Regions from separate parts of the Homo sapiens genome. Here all the other regions are linked to region 2. A link is a loop called in an ENCODE intact Hi-C map of the cell type or tissue named here. Cell type or tissue: heart right ventricle. All regions are shown on one strand.

What was found. Hi-C counts contacts between places; a loop is a spot of excess contacts. Peaks named below come from ENCODE experiments on the same cell type or tissue, not always from the same donor. Only the 100,000 strongest peaks of a DNase experiment are listed, where the experiment ranks them.
Region 1: it touches region 2 in a loop (6-fold over the local background); 51 of 110 quality-filtered maps call a loop at or near these places.
Region 3: it touches region 2 in a loop (2.4-fold over the local background); 26 of 110 quality-filtered maps call a loop at or near these places.

Annotation. Positions count from the first base shown.
Region 1 is chr11:96,424,285-96,429,284 of GRCh38, forward strand. No RefSeq gene overlaps it. Among named protein-coding and RNA genes, the nearest start is that of JRKL, 37 kb to the left of the region's middle. RefSeq lists a silencer at 3,329-3,541. In heart right ventricle, a CTCF peak has its summit at 2,694; no DNase peak of the experiment used is centred here; H3K27me3 peaks cover 720 bases.
Region 2 is chr11:95,833,739-95,838,738 of GRCh38, forward strand. MTMR2 (myotubularin related protein 2) reads right to left here. Exons shown (of 15, transcript NM_016156.6): 13 at 4,356-4,469; 14 at 2,410-2,586; 15 at 1-1,713. The coding sequence ends at 1,552. Among named protein-coding and RNA genes, the nearest start is that of CEP57, 46 kb to the left of the region's middle. In heart right ventricle, a CTCF peak has its summit at 2,472; a DNase peak (open chromatin) is centred at 2,473; H3K27ac peaks cover 680 bases.
Region 3 is chr11:96,043,641-96,048,640 of GRCh38, forward strand. All of the region lies in intron 2 of MAML2 (mastermind like transcriptional coactivator 2), which reads right to left. Among named protein-coding and RNA genes, the nearest start is that of MTMR2, 120 kb to the left of the region's middle. In heart right ventricle, a CTCF peak has its summit at 2,432; a DNase peak (open chromatin) is centred at 2,604; H3K4me3 peaks cover 555 bases; H3K27ac peaks cover 1,645 bases.

The DNA of each region.
Region 1 (5,000 bases), 590 kb after region 2:
TTGACAAATACATAATGTCATGCATCTATCATTAGAGTATCATACACAATGGTTTCACTTGCTTAAAAATCCTTTTCACACCATCTCTTCATCATTCCCTACGTCCCTTTCTTTCTCCCCCTTGAGTCTCTGGTTTTAAGAGTTATTGTTATATTTTGGATAACAGTCCTTTATTAGATATGTGTTTTGCAAATATTTTCTCCCAGTCTGTGTCTTCTTGTTTCCTTTTATTAACAGTGTCTTTTGCAGAGTAAAAGTACTTATTTATTTATTTATTTATTGAGACAGAGTCTAGCTCTGTCACCCAGGCTGGAGTGCAGTGGTGCCATCTTTGATCACTTCAGCCTCCACCTCCTGGGTTCAAGTGATTCTTGTGTCTCAGAGTCCTGAGTAGCTGGGACTACAGGCATGTGGCACCATGCCTGGCTAATTTTTATATTTTTAGTACAGATGGTGTTTCACCATATTGGTCAGGCTGGTCTTGAGCTCCTGACCTCAAGTGATCTGCCTGCCTTGGCTTCCCAAAGTGCTGAGATTACAGGCATGAGCCACTACACCCGACAGAAGCTTTTAATTTTAATGAAGTCCAACTTACTACTTTTTTCTTTCATGAGTCATACGTTTGGTATTTTATCTAAAAAGTCATCACCAAACCCAGGGTGACTTAGATTTTCTACAATGTTGTTGTTTTTTTTTTTTTTCTAGAGGTTGTATTGCTTTAATTTTACAATTAAGCTTATGAAACCATTTGAGTTAATTTTTATGAAGGGTGTAAAGTCTGTGTCTAGCTTCTTTTTTTTTTTTTGCATGTAGATGTTCCATTGTTCCAGCATCATTTGTTGAAAATATTCTTCTTTCTCAATTGAATTGCCTTTGTTCCTTTGTCAAAGATCAGTTGAGTATACTTGTGTGGGTCTATTTCTGAGCTCTCTATTCATTGATCTATCTGTTTATTCTTTTTCCACCACCACATTGTTCTGATCATTATAGCTTTATAGTAAATCTCCAAGTCATGTGGTGTCAGTTCTCTGACTTCATTCTTCCACTTCAGCATTGCACTAACTAATCTGGCTCTATTGCCTTTTCATGTAAACTTTAGAATCTCTTAATAATCAATTCTCAAAATAACTTGCTGGGATTTTGGTTGAGATTTTCTTGACACTTTAGATCAAGCTGGGAAGAACTGATATCTTGAAAATATTGAGTCTTCCTATCCATGAGCATGGAATAACTCCATTTATTTAAATCTTCTTTCATCAGAGTTTTGTAGTTTTGCTATTACAGATTTGTATATATTTTGTTAGGTTTATGCCTAAGTATTTCTTCTCTCACTCTTCAGTGTTAATGTAAATGTTGTTGCGTTTCTAGATTCAAATTTCAGTTGTTCATTGCTGGTATAGGAAAGTAATTGACTTTTGTATATTAACCTTGTATCCTGAAACCTTCTATAATCACTTATTAGTTCCTGTAGTTTTTTTGTGTGTTGATTCTTTGGAATTTTCTACCTAAACATTCATGTCATCCATGGGCAAAGACAGTTTTATTTATTCTACTCAATCTTATGCCTTTTATTTCTTTATCTTGTCCTGTTTTATCAGCTAGGATTTTCAGTGTAATGTTGAATAGGAGTGAAAGAACATAGTTACTTTTTTAAAAGAAAATATTTTATGAATTTGATAGTAGAATTAGGCAATTTAATCCCATGTTAAATAAGAATATAAAATTTTGATTAGTAGGGTAGCCAAGCTTCTTATAAAATAATAAATTGCTGAGAAAACCAATTTAAATTCCCCTGGAAACAGCGATTTCTGACTGACGTAATGGATCAAAAGGAGATTTTCTTTTAAGTCAGTGTCCAGGGAGTATGTAAAACAATTGAATAAGGAACCCCTCTTATATTAAATACAAAGCACCCAGAGGAATAAAAAAATCAATAAACATACACACATACATGCAAGACACACCAGGGAGCATATAAAACATATAAAATATTCTCATTTCCTAATTCAATTTGATAATAACAACTAATTTTAAAAATCAGACCTTTAGTGACTATTATGGAGAGACATAGTGGGTGAAAGGAAAGAAATTTTTTAGCATCATTATAGACTACCAGATACCTTTGCTGTATTAAGATTTTTTTAAATGGAAAAACAGAAGAGATAAGGAAGAATAGAAACAAAGGATGACACAGTCACATGTTCACAAGACAAAGAAACGCAAACACACATACTCACTTCATACTGGAGTTGCAAATGTGAACTAGCACAGCTAAAAGGGAGAGACAATTACAGGGACTCACAAAATTACTATGTAGGAGGCTTTCATGTGGATGAAGAGACAGGATAACAAGCACCTGCGGAATAAAACACACACACACACGCACACACACACACACGCCCACCATGAAGCTCCGTTCAAAATTCAAATGCATATAATCTGCAGAAAAACAAAGATACACTCATTTTAAAGCGTGTATCCCTGACACATTTTAAAGTGGATATCCCTGTTTCCATTTTGTTTTATAGATGGTTTGATTCTAACTTCATTTGGAAACATAGATGATCTGAAATCTTAATTTTTGAGAAAGAAAACCCAAATTTAGTCTTCAGGAGAGTTTTAAATATCTTGAAACAAAACAGGGGTTGGGATGCGGGAGCAGGGCAATGGGGACATTTAAGATGGAGTAACATCCCCATCTTGTGGTATATCAGAATATTGACTCTTCTTTTTAACACTATTTTGATTTAACATAGTTTTGGGTAAAAACATATCTAACTTGATTATGGGAACACGAGAGAGTAGTGACACAGGAAATTGAATCTGCAATTTCTCAACCCATTAAATTGTTCATCAATGCTGAACTAATACAAGAGTTACATTAATAAGCGGCAGGTTTAATTACTTAGCAGATGGCTGTTCAGTGTTCACCTTAATGTTATCAGACTCAGCAAAAACAAAGAGATGACCCGCATTTGTATCTATCTGTTCTACAATATATTGTCTAGAGGTTTCATTTTTTATTTTATTTTATTATTATTATTTTTGAGACTGAGTCTCGCTCTGTCGCCCAGGCTGGAGTGCAGTGGCGCGATCTGGACTCACTGCAAGCTCCACCTCCTGGGTTCAGGTCATTCTCCTGCCTCAGCCTCCCGAGTAGCTGGGAAGCGCCTGCCGCCACGCCCGGCTAATTTTTTGTATTTTTAGTAGAGATGGGGTTTCACTGTGTTAGCCAGGATGGTCTCGATCTCCTGACCTCGTGATCTGCCCACCTCGGCCTCCGAAAGTGTTGGGATTACAGGCGTGAGCCACCGCGCCCGGCCGAGGTTTCATTTTTAAAAAATGACAAACATTCTTGTTACTTTCTTGCACTTTTTTTTTCTTTCTTTTTCTTTTTCTTTTTCTTCTCTTTTCTTTTCTTTTCTTTTTTTTTTTTTTTGAGACGGAGTTCGCTCTGTTGCCCAGACTGGAGGGCAGTGGCACAATCTCGGCTCACTGCAACCTCTGCCTCCTGGGTTCAAGCGATTCTCCTGCCTCAGCTTCCCAAGTAGCTAGGATTACAGGTGCCCACCACCACGCTCAGCTAACTTTTTGTATTTTTAGTAGAGATGGGGTTTCACCATATTGGTCAGGCTGGTCTCGAACTCCTGACCTCAAATGATCCACCTGCCTAGGCCTCCCAAAGTGCTGGGATTACAGGCGTGAGCCACCACGCCTGACTATTGTCTTGCACTTTCTAATATAACAAAAAGTGAAGACTACTGCCACCACCAAAAACAATGCTTGCTTTGCTATAATCCTTTTCCTCAGACTGAGACACTTTGGCCTATTTAAAATGTGGGTAATGGCTCTAAAAATGCTTGTTTAGGATGCAGATGTATTCTCTATTTTGTCTTCTTTGACATTTTTATGTGGTTTTGGTTCTTTAGCATATGAAGTTTTATTTTTAATCAATCCATGATTTGTCCCTAAGTTGTTCTGATGGGAATATGAGAATACATAAAGGGAATATGAGATACAGCTCCTAGTGACAACATACTTATAGTCTAGTTGAAGACATAGACATGCCTACAAGAATTATAATTTAAAAACAAAACAGTGCGCAAGTTATTTTGATGTGCCACATCAAATTTTGTAGTTCTTTCCATCTTCTGCTTTAGTCACTCAATTCACTTGATAACTCCTTGAGGAGGCATCAACTGGGCATTTACTATTTTCATGATATTGTACTAGGAGCCATGAAGAATAACGAATAAAAGGTGCAGGGAAATATTAAAGCCTTTATAATCTAGTTTGGGTGACTAACCACAAAAATTTTTGGTGCCTACACCTATGTATAATATATTGACATAAATGGAAAGTGTGGGAGTTTTGGGTCTTAAGTGATAGGTCTCTCATTCACATGTTAAACTTATTTTTAAATATAAAGATAAAGAAAATTTAGAAATGACGGAATAAAAATCTGTAACACTGCTTCATTACCAAGTATTTACTATTTTGATGTACAATTGATTTTCCCCCTCATCTCAGGGTTTAGAGTTCTTAAGAACCACTGTGTAGGAGACTATAGCTGAAGCACATAGACCATATTTAGAAATTAGGACAGGATTACCAAGATCTTAACTCTTTTTAAAATTTAGTTAGAAAATATTTAGGAATAACTCTCATGAAAAGGTTCAAGTCTTTCTTGAAGAGAACTACAAAATAAGTAGAGGAACATAAAAGAATCTTGATTAAGTGGATGTTCTTGGGTGTGAAATATTAATATTGTAAAGAAGTAAATTCTCCTCAGATTACTACACAAATAGAATGCAATTCCCATTGGAATCCCAACTTTGCAACGTGGCTCTAAAGTTAATTTTAATAATTAAATTTTAGAGAAGAGCTAAACCTTTTTTTCTGAGGAAAATGAAGAAAGAAGATGAGTAAAGACAAACACAATTAAAATTAAAATCACCTGGTATTGGCAGAGGAAGAGAAAGACAGTTCAATGAGATTAG
Region 2 (5,000 bases):
AGTAGAAAGCTTAATTTTTAATTACTGATTTGCTAGCCACTTAAATGCCCTGTTAAAAAGCTTATATTTCACACAATTACCAAAGAAATCATTTTGGTACCAATTTTGCTAAATTGGATATACTAATAGAAACTTCCTCACTGCAAGACCAAGAGGGAGGCTAAGGTTCAGACTCTCTGTATAGTGAATTAGTGAGTGGAAAAACACTGTATATTTTAATTGTTTGATTTGGGTGTTGGTTAAGGAAAAATGGGTACAAACTGAACATTTTCATCTGGGGTGCATATTCCTCCAATAATTTCCAAATATTTCTGGGGAAAAAAAAGAAATGGCAACTTTGGACAAGAACAAAGTTTAAAAGTCAGTTGGAATTTCTTTTAATTAAAAGACCAAGGGGACAAGAAGCTCCTTTGTTACAGTACATTACATATGGCTCTTATGTAGAATAAAATAGACATCAGAGTCAAATGTTTCTACCAGCACCAAACTCTTACTTGTAGCAGGTGAACAGTGAAGCAAGATTTCTTTTACTGGCTTTGAGATTGTAATACATCTTTTACATGCAGTGTGTTCTTTGGTAGACTTAATCGTTGAGTGAAATTACAGAATTTGCAAAGGAAAAAAATGTAAAATTTGAGCACAGTACTTCTCACTATAAGCTATTTATACAGAATTCAGAAAAAATGTCAATCCTAGTAAGATTTTTAAATACTTCTTAAAAACTTGCTAATTAGCTTCTGTGTGTTCAGACACACAAGACAAGTGAAATACACTGTAGTAAATAATTAGTTTTTAAAATATCTTTCATGATGTTTCTGGTAATTGGGCTAATCTGAAGGGCATGGAATTCTTTGAACTCCTGTATGGCTACTTTCTCCCCTTCATTTTCCCCCAAGCACATCTATAAGGCCTCCCATTTTGGATCAACTTGCTAATATGTCTTAAGTATGTAAATAATGACGGCAATAATTTTCAACTACTACCACACCGTAGTATCTTCAACACTTTGCCTTTTACTATATGAAGAATATGGAAGTTGAAAAGTGATCAAGGTAAATCAGTTACTGAAAAAAAGAAAAACCTAGAATGGAGAAAGGGATATCAAATGATTTTGATCTGTCATGACATCAAGGCCCAATATATGTGATGCCACAGAATTTCAGTGTTGGTTTGAAAACTGATGTTCCTCTGCACAGTGAGCACAGAGTGTATTTCTAAAATGGTTTTAATATTACCAGATGCCAAAAATTTGTAACAGCATTTGCCTTTTAATAGAAACTTGTTCCCACTGTGAATCCAGGATTGAAGTATTTTAATATTCTTTGGATACTTAAAAGATTAGTATCATAATCATGTAATTACATATGGAGTTACTTCACTTAAGCCACCTGCACTGCTACAGTTCTAAACTCATCCTAGAGAGATTTAAAATAAATAAAGTGACTGAACTTTCTCTCATAGATGGGTTCTAAATTCCGAAGACTTTCTACTCATAGAGCTGCCAGTGTAATCAAGAGTGTATAGCAATGATGCCCCTGATCTTACAGTCCTTTATACAACAGTTTGGACAGGAGTGACACACTGTGCAGGAGAGCTGGCTCTCTCTGAGGATGAGGTTGATCGGTTAGAAATCTCTCTCTGTAGTTCCTCTACTTTTTTCTGAAGCTCTGCTCGTTTAGCAAGAAGTTCTTTGTATCTGTTGTGAATAGGTTCCTGCAAGAGCAAAACATAAAATATTCAACTAGGCAATCCTGACCAAAGCCAGGTCAAATCATTCCCTAAATGTTGCAGTGTATGTTTTTTCAGCTGTTGGAACCAATGGCACCTTTCCAACCCATCAGTGAAATTAAATACCGGGACTGTGGACACCACTAATCTTTTCACTGGCTTTCCCAGTGCCCCTGAGTATTTCCAAAGAATAACCTGCTGTGTAGGTGCTCCTGAAACTGGTACTTTTCCAAATACAACAAATAATTAACAAGACAATTAAAAGACAGTAGTCAGAAGATTCCCTGTTATTTATAGGTTTTTAGTCTTAAACAGTTCTAAGTAGTTAATATTCCATAAACATATTCACAGTAGACCAGAATTTTGTTCAGCTTTTAACTTTCCTAAAGCTACTTTCTTCAGCTTATTAAAACAAGACCCCCTAGAGGTTATCCAGACAGAGGAGGGAAGATGCAAGAAAAGAGAGCAGTGATTTGTCCAATGTCATACAAGCAGTCCTAAGAACCAGGTATACTGATTACCCTGCCCCAGTGTAGTATTTTTCTACTATACGATTGTTAACTATCAATGGGTAAGGAGTAAAGTTTTAAATATGCACAGATAATCTTTCCAGCTGCTTTTAAGGAGACAAAGTTGCACTGCATGAATGAAAACTCCCATTGTATATTGTAAGGCACATACCTGTGGTTTCATCCGTGGATTCCACCTTATGTAATATCCCACCCAGAGCTCTAGGTGGCGCATGCTGGCTACTGGATAAAGGACATGATTGGAATAGCTCCCATAGAGAGGATTAGTGAAGTCTTCCAGCTGGCTGTTTATGTAAGACCACAGTGACACAGTCCTTTTAGGAAGATTCTGTAGGCAGGAAAAATAGGTAAAGATTCTCCACCACATAAGCCATTTACACTTTAGATGAAATTTGTGAAGAAGTACTTTGTTGTCATTAAAATCTCTTTAGAGGAAGTGGACTTGGAGACTTCAGTGATAAACCAACTTATATTAAGATCAGAGGGTACTGGAAAACAGTATGCAGTTCCTCAAAGAGATACCATATGACCCAACAATTCCACTCTTGTACATATCCAGCAAACAGAAGACATGTCTGTACAAAAACTTTTTTATAGATGTTCAAAGCAGCATTATTCATTAACAGCCAAGAAGTGGGAACAACCTAAAAGTCCATCAACTGACGAATGGATAAGTAAAATATATCCACACAATGGAATATTATTCAGCCATAAAAAGAAATGATATAAAATGTATGAACCTTGAAAGCATATTAAAGGAAAGGAGCTAGACACAAGGTTTACATATTAAATGATTCCATTTATATGAAATGTCCAGAAGAGGCAAATCTAGAGACAAAAACATTAGTGTTTGGCAGGGGTGAATGGGGAGTGACTATTAACAGGTTTTCTGAGGTGATGAAATGTTCTGAAATGAAAATGTGATGGCTGTACAACTCAGATATACTAAAAACCAGTCAACTATACACTATCAAAGTGAATTTCATGGTATGCATATTATTATCAATTTAAAAAGTTTTTTTAAAAATAATCAATGATTCCTACCCCAAGGCTCTCAAAAAATAAAACTCTTCGAAACTTAGCTATGCTATTTCTAATGAACATTCCTTAAGTTGTTGAGTGCCTGCTATGCATAGAAATACTTACTGCATGCTAGACACTGAAGACATAAGGTGAATTTAAAAATTTAATACCTGCCTTTAAGGAAGTCTAGGAAATACTACATAGCAGTTCTTGTGGTATTTTGTATTGCTTATTTAATAATCTTCATAATTTTACAAAAGCAGACATTAACTTCCCCAAGCGAACTGTTACAGTAAGTGATAGATCCAGGATTTGAACCCAGCAACTGGGCTTCAGTGCAAGTACTTATTCCTACTGTGCTTTATAAAATAAAACATAAATACTTTGTAACCACATTTTTTAGAATAAAAGTTGATGCAGAGGGAGATACCAATCAAGATGATTAAGATGTTGATACATAGGATAGACAAGTTTTGATAAAGAAGTAAAACTTGAAATGTAATCCTTACACCATTTCTTCTTAATACCAACCCCACTTAACAGTGATACCTTTGGGGAAAAGGGATAACGAAAAACTTTAACTTTCTACATACTATCTTTTCCGTATTTGAATTTTTTTATGGTATTACTTTACAACTTAAAAAACTCAAAAACTTAACCTAAAATGTCTCAATAAGTAGGATATACTTGGGAATTTGAGCTGCCTATTCACTCGAATATACATTTTCTGCTAATTAAATTTTTCTGCACCTGCTGTAAAGGATTTCCATTCTACATGGAAAAATTGGTACACTGGTGCTCCTTAGATTTCACGTACTTCAGTTCTCTTTAGCAGAAACCACTTCCCACTCATGAACTCAGCAGACAGCTAGCTAGCACCTTCAGCCTTGTGACAAAGATACTTCAGAATATATCAGGTCCAGATATATGGAAGGAAGCCCTCAATATTATAGCATGTAAGATAAAGTATGACCCAAAAGAATGACTTCAGTTGAAATCTGTCACAGAGTACATTCTTTTAGGGAAAAGTATACAGTAGAGATAGTATGGGGAAGGTCATGTTTCATATTTTACCTCTTTTCCTCTCTGTTGTTCACTATTACAGAGGAATGTTCCGAATAAGCAGCTGTATAGGTGGTCCAAAATGGTAATGAGAAAATACTCATTGAATTCAAATGCGGTAGGAAACTGCAAATCAAACATCACAAACACATAAATTAAGACATTCTTCAAGCATATTCATCCCTGTCATGGGTAGATCCTTTTGAGGTAGTATTTAAAATGAAGTTAAACATTCAAATCTACATTATTCCAAGCCATTATGGCATTATTCGTATGGTTTTCTTTTCAAAAATCATGTTATCACTTTTCTGATCATGATGTTTCTGTATCTGCTATATCTGCTAACCCTAAATTTGCAGGCTGAATTTTGACTTAGGCAATTCTGGCAACTCTAGGCATTCTCTGCCCAAAATGACCACAAACAACATTAAGATTCTTTAAATTTTCAAGAACATAGTTGTTTTTCTTTTTTAAGGATTACACACAAAATGCCAATAATGTCTCCAGAAAATGTCAGCAATACACAAAAGTAAACATCTAAGGCAGATAATTTACAAGTCAACCAACCTATTAAATATTTAGATGGTGCAAAAATAATTGCGGCTTTTGCCATTGAAATGGCAATTACTTTTGCACCGACGTAAACTTTTCAGGGAA
Region 3 (5,000 bases), 210 kb after region 2:
AACAACAACAAAAACTAAATGGATGATAGAATGTCTGGTTGAATAATTCAACTATAACAAAATATTTTTTGGGCAGGCAATTATTCTGCATGAAGCACTGCACTAAGCAATAATGGTGCCACAGAGGTGACTATGGGGCAGTGTTTTCTTTCTAGGAACTTTCAGTTGAAAGGATTAGAAAAACACACAGTAACTATCCTACTAAGAAGAAAATAAGAATGCCTTCCAACAGAGGCATTCAAAGAAAGGGTTCCCTAAGTGCTGGTGGTAACTCTGGTAGTAACTTCCATAATGGACTTAAAATAAGTAGATGAAGGTAATCATCTATGTCAATCAGGTGAGTAATGGCCCAGGGCCTATGGCCCATGGAGACAAAGGCAGGTGTGGAGTACACAAAGCCAGAGGGAAATCCTGGAAATCACACCTTGTATGAAGGTTACAAGCTAAGGTAGGAATCCAAGACTGTGTTGCTAACCAAGGGACTGGATAAACAATGGGAACCAAGCTGTGGAACAAGAACAGGGCCCGAAAATTCTTGGGTCTCAGAAGTGCTGGGGTATCTGGCTGGGCAAGAGGGAGGCGTGCCTGGAAGGGTTTTGGTGGTGGACTCTAGGTGCCAGCAGCAGTTTTTCACATGGTTGCATGGATGCCTTAAGTATTTTGTAGAATATAGGACAGAACACACACAACCTATTTGTCATGACATGTAGGGTGGTGGTAAAGGTTCTCTGCTCCCAGTTTTTCCCTTCCCTGCCTACTGCACAAATTCAACCATTCTTTGGGTATAAAATTCCCCCCATTCTCTCCCTTCCTCTCCTTTCATATGGTTATTGAGTATATATTATGTCCCAGGCATTGTGCTAGGCTTAAGAATTCCTATTAAAACACAAATACCCTAGGAGAAACCTTAATCTTGGCATAGAGGGAGTGCTCAATAATTATATTTGGAATGAATGCATGAGGCCATGATCAGCTAACATCTTAGAAAGGATTGTGACTGCAAGCCAGGAAAGAGCAACCATGCAGGTAGCTGGGATGATATACAAGCATTAGCTGCTGAAGTGAATCAAGAGAAAAAGAGGTCCATTGGCAAGTTTTTCTGACTGTACAATTTTGTTCAGAGATGAATCTGTCTCACCTATTTGGAAATGAAAGTTGTTGACGAAAAACTAAGTCATTCAACTCCTTGAAGATGAGGTATTTTTGTCTTCATCCATTGTAATGAAAGGGCTCTTGTTCCAGATAAAAGTATCAGGATGACTTTCGTGAATCAGGATATGCCTGCACTTAGTGTGAGTCTCTTGATCATGCACACTCTTAGGACAGGACCACTGCAGATACACTCATGGAGGTTTTGCCTACACAAGAGCACTTGGTTGAAAAAGCAAGTTAAGACTGAAATATATCCATCCTGCACTTCACCAAGCCTTGCACCCAGGGTGGGTGGGTGGAGATGGGGGTGGTGGTGGTGGATAGGCCCTAAGGAAGAGCAGCCTTTTTCTAATTTGCTCAAAGGTTTTCCTGTATCTGGTGATTTAGGTCATATGGATGTCCCTGGTCACCCGTACTGAGCAAAGTCATTTTTGTTCATCAAGTTCTATATTAACTGTTGGAGCTAGAACAAAAAGCCATTCTTTATCTGCTGTGAGAGAGTATGGTGCCTGCATATTACGGAATCAGAAAAGAACTGAGGCTAAGAAGACCTGGGTGAACCCTAGTCCTGCCACTTCCTTTTTGTGTGGCAGAGGGGAGTTCACCTCTCAGCCTCAGTTTCCTCATCTGTGAGATTAATGTTACAGATTTGGGAATGTCTGAGATCTCCCCAAACCTCAGATGTCTATGATTCTCTCCTAATGCCATCAAAGATTAAGTCCTTTACCCCTTCAATAGTCCTTTCTTGCCATTCAAAACCAGTTTCAACAAAACAAAACAACAATCAGAAAGAAAAATTGGTGTGTATAGAAAGTAACGTTTGGGCTGAACCAAAATTCTTTGGTTCAATTTAATTCTTAATTTAAGAACAGGTCACAGAGAAAACAATTCACCAAATAAAAGGAATATTTTGTCACTCAGATAACTGAGTTAAACAGAGAATACCCTCCAAGTGGATGAAACTTCCTTGTAGAGCCTAGAAGATAAATCGAGACAAACTGGTGACCTCAGGAAACATTTGATTGCCAAAGTGATGTAATAATGGGATTTTTTTTCCCTCGTAACCTTTTGCTGCCCCTCTTTATTTTTCTCCCAGTCAGCACACTTCTGTTTTTTTTTTTTTTTTCCCCCATTCCTGTTATTGTTTTTGGTTTTGCCCTTGGCCTTCTGTTTTGTTAGGTCTTATTTCTGAACGAAAGGCTGCTAACCCACAGAATTTACTTTTGAAAGAAGTGAACGATTTCTTTCTCCTTCTCCTTCACTTGCCTCCTGCCATGCCAGCAGGCAGCGCTGCTTGGTAAGAGAAACTGGCAGGAGTATGCGTCTGAGTTGGGGGAGGAGGAGAGAGGGGAGCAGGCAGGGGGCAGGAGGGAGGATTCTGACCAGCGCAGGTGAGGTAGAAGCAGAGCTAATGAGAAGCATATGCCGCCAACCATTTTAAAGGCAGGCTCGAGCCAAGAGACGTGATGAATTGCAAGAATGTGTTGTGTTCATAGCCGGGGAGCTGGCAGAAATAGCCCAGCTAAAGGACTAGGATGGAAGGGTTTTTTTTGTTGTTGGTTTTTTTTTTCTTTTAAGAACTCAGGCTTAAAAATACATTTCTCTTTGTCAGCAAAATGTTCTAGTTTCAAAACTATGAATGGTAGACTACCTCTGTCAGACTAATGCTTTTCTTTTTACCTCAGATACTGTAAGATACGAGTTACCTTCAAATTAAAGGTAATACCTATACCAAATAGACTTAGATGATAGCAGCTCTGAGCAACTTGGGACATTCTGAATACACAGGACAATTCTAGCCCCTGGATTTGAACAGGTGAACTCTGCTTACATCAGAAGGCCCTGAGGAGGACAGGTAGAAACAGAGCAAAGGCCCAGGAAGATTTTTTCCTTCCTTTCCTTCTCTTTCCACCCTCTCTCCTTCTCTCTCTCCCTTCCTTCCTCCCCAAATTATTTGTAAAGTATCTTCTAAGTGTCAGAGTCTGTTTAGGAAAAGATATGGTGGAGAAATGGAATCTAGGTATCACCTCCAAAACCTGTGCCCTCCAGATCACCCAGGAAGTTGACAGAGGCTTTCCTTCAGAGGCCTACACTAAAGCTCTCTCAAAATGTTTAGTTGGCAGAATCATAGTCCCTACTTTCCAACAATAAGTTTGTTAGAATTGACTCTTGAGTAAGAGCTTAGCCCAAGACTAGATCAGGACCTTACAATGAGAAGACTGTATTTTTAAGTTGAGGCTATCAATAAATAGACAGAAACAAAATTTTGCCTTTGGTACCTTCTATCTTCTTTTTACATGTCTAAGTTTGCTTGTGTTGTTCCTGGCCACTCAGTTTCCAACTGACAGGAGTATAGTGTCCACATAGATGTTGTTTACTCCTGCTTCCCCTAGTGCCTGGCATAGGGCTGGCACTTAATAGCTAATTAAATAGTTGTTCAATGAATAAATGAGTGCTTTCCCTTCAAATGCCCCTATTCTAAATTTCCTTTCACTTTCTTGTTGCTCAACTAACTCACCTCCCAACCCAAACTCCAAGCAGTTTTATCTCAAATCCTTGTTCTGTCATTTTATAATAAAAAACCTTGGGCAAATTACTGAATTCTCTAAGCTTCAGTATCCTCTTCTTTAAGTGGGGTTAATAAAATTTACTTTACAGGTATGCTTTGAGGATTCATTGGAAATTTATATACAGAAAACTTAAATAAAATGCCTTGTCCATCTCTTGGCATGTAGTAAGCATCCAAAAGAGACTGATTACCTCTTTCTTCTTTTCACCCCTTCTGATAATCTCCATCAAGTATTAGAAAAAAAATGTAGTTAAAACTAGGCTTGTTGGCCGGGCGCGGTGGCTCATGCCTGTAATCCCAGCACGTTGAAAGGCCGAGGCAGGTAGATCACGAAGTCACGAGCTCGAGACCAGCCTGGCCAAGATGGTGAAACCCTGTCTCTACTAAAAATACAAAAATTAGCTGGGCATGGTGGTGGTGGGCACCTGTAATCCCAGCTACTCGGGAGTCTGAGGCAGGAGAATCGTTTGAACCCAGGAGGCGGAGGTTGCAGTGAGCCAAGATCATGCCACTGCACTCCAGCCTGGGCGACAGGCAAGACTCTGCCTCAAAAAAAAAAAAAAAAAAAAAAAAGAAAAAAGAGAGAGAGAAAGAAAAAACAACAAAAAACAAGTCTTGTTAAGTTATGAATGAGGAATGAGTCTAATCCTTCTAGACTACAGTAGAAAATATGGAGGTGGTAGGTGGGGTAGTTTGAGAAGCCAAGACGTTTTAGGGTTCATACCCACTCTGTGCTATCTCCATCCTCCATGCTCTGTTTGGACAGCCAGTACCCACTCTAGTTACCTCAGCACTTCAGATCAGGTGTCATAAAAAGGTGCACCACTTTTAAAAGGTTGCTGACACCCCCATACACTGCAGTTAACATTATTCTAACTTAATTTAATAGGTGAGCAAGTTAATGGAAAACAATGAAATCTGGATCAAGAAATAAGAATTTATAAGAATCAAAATGTAGTATAAAATTACATGATCAAAGAAAACAAAGTAAATCCATAAATGTTCATTCCCAATGTTTATTTGATGTCCCAAATAAATAAAGTTTAGGAGGATGAAATCATGCCAATAAAATCCACTCTGAATTTTTTTATACAACTAATTTTTTGCACTGTAATTTAGGCAGAAAGAAAATGATTTTAAATTAAAATTTTTAACACATATAGGTAATTAAATTTATGTGGCTATTTTCTAAGAAAATGTCTTAAGAGGAGTTCAAGGAAATAAAGTATAAAATTTCATTAAATTTACCTTCATTGGAAGAATATATGATGAAATAGAT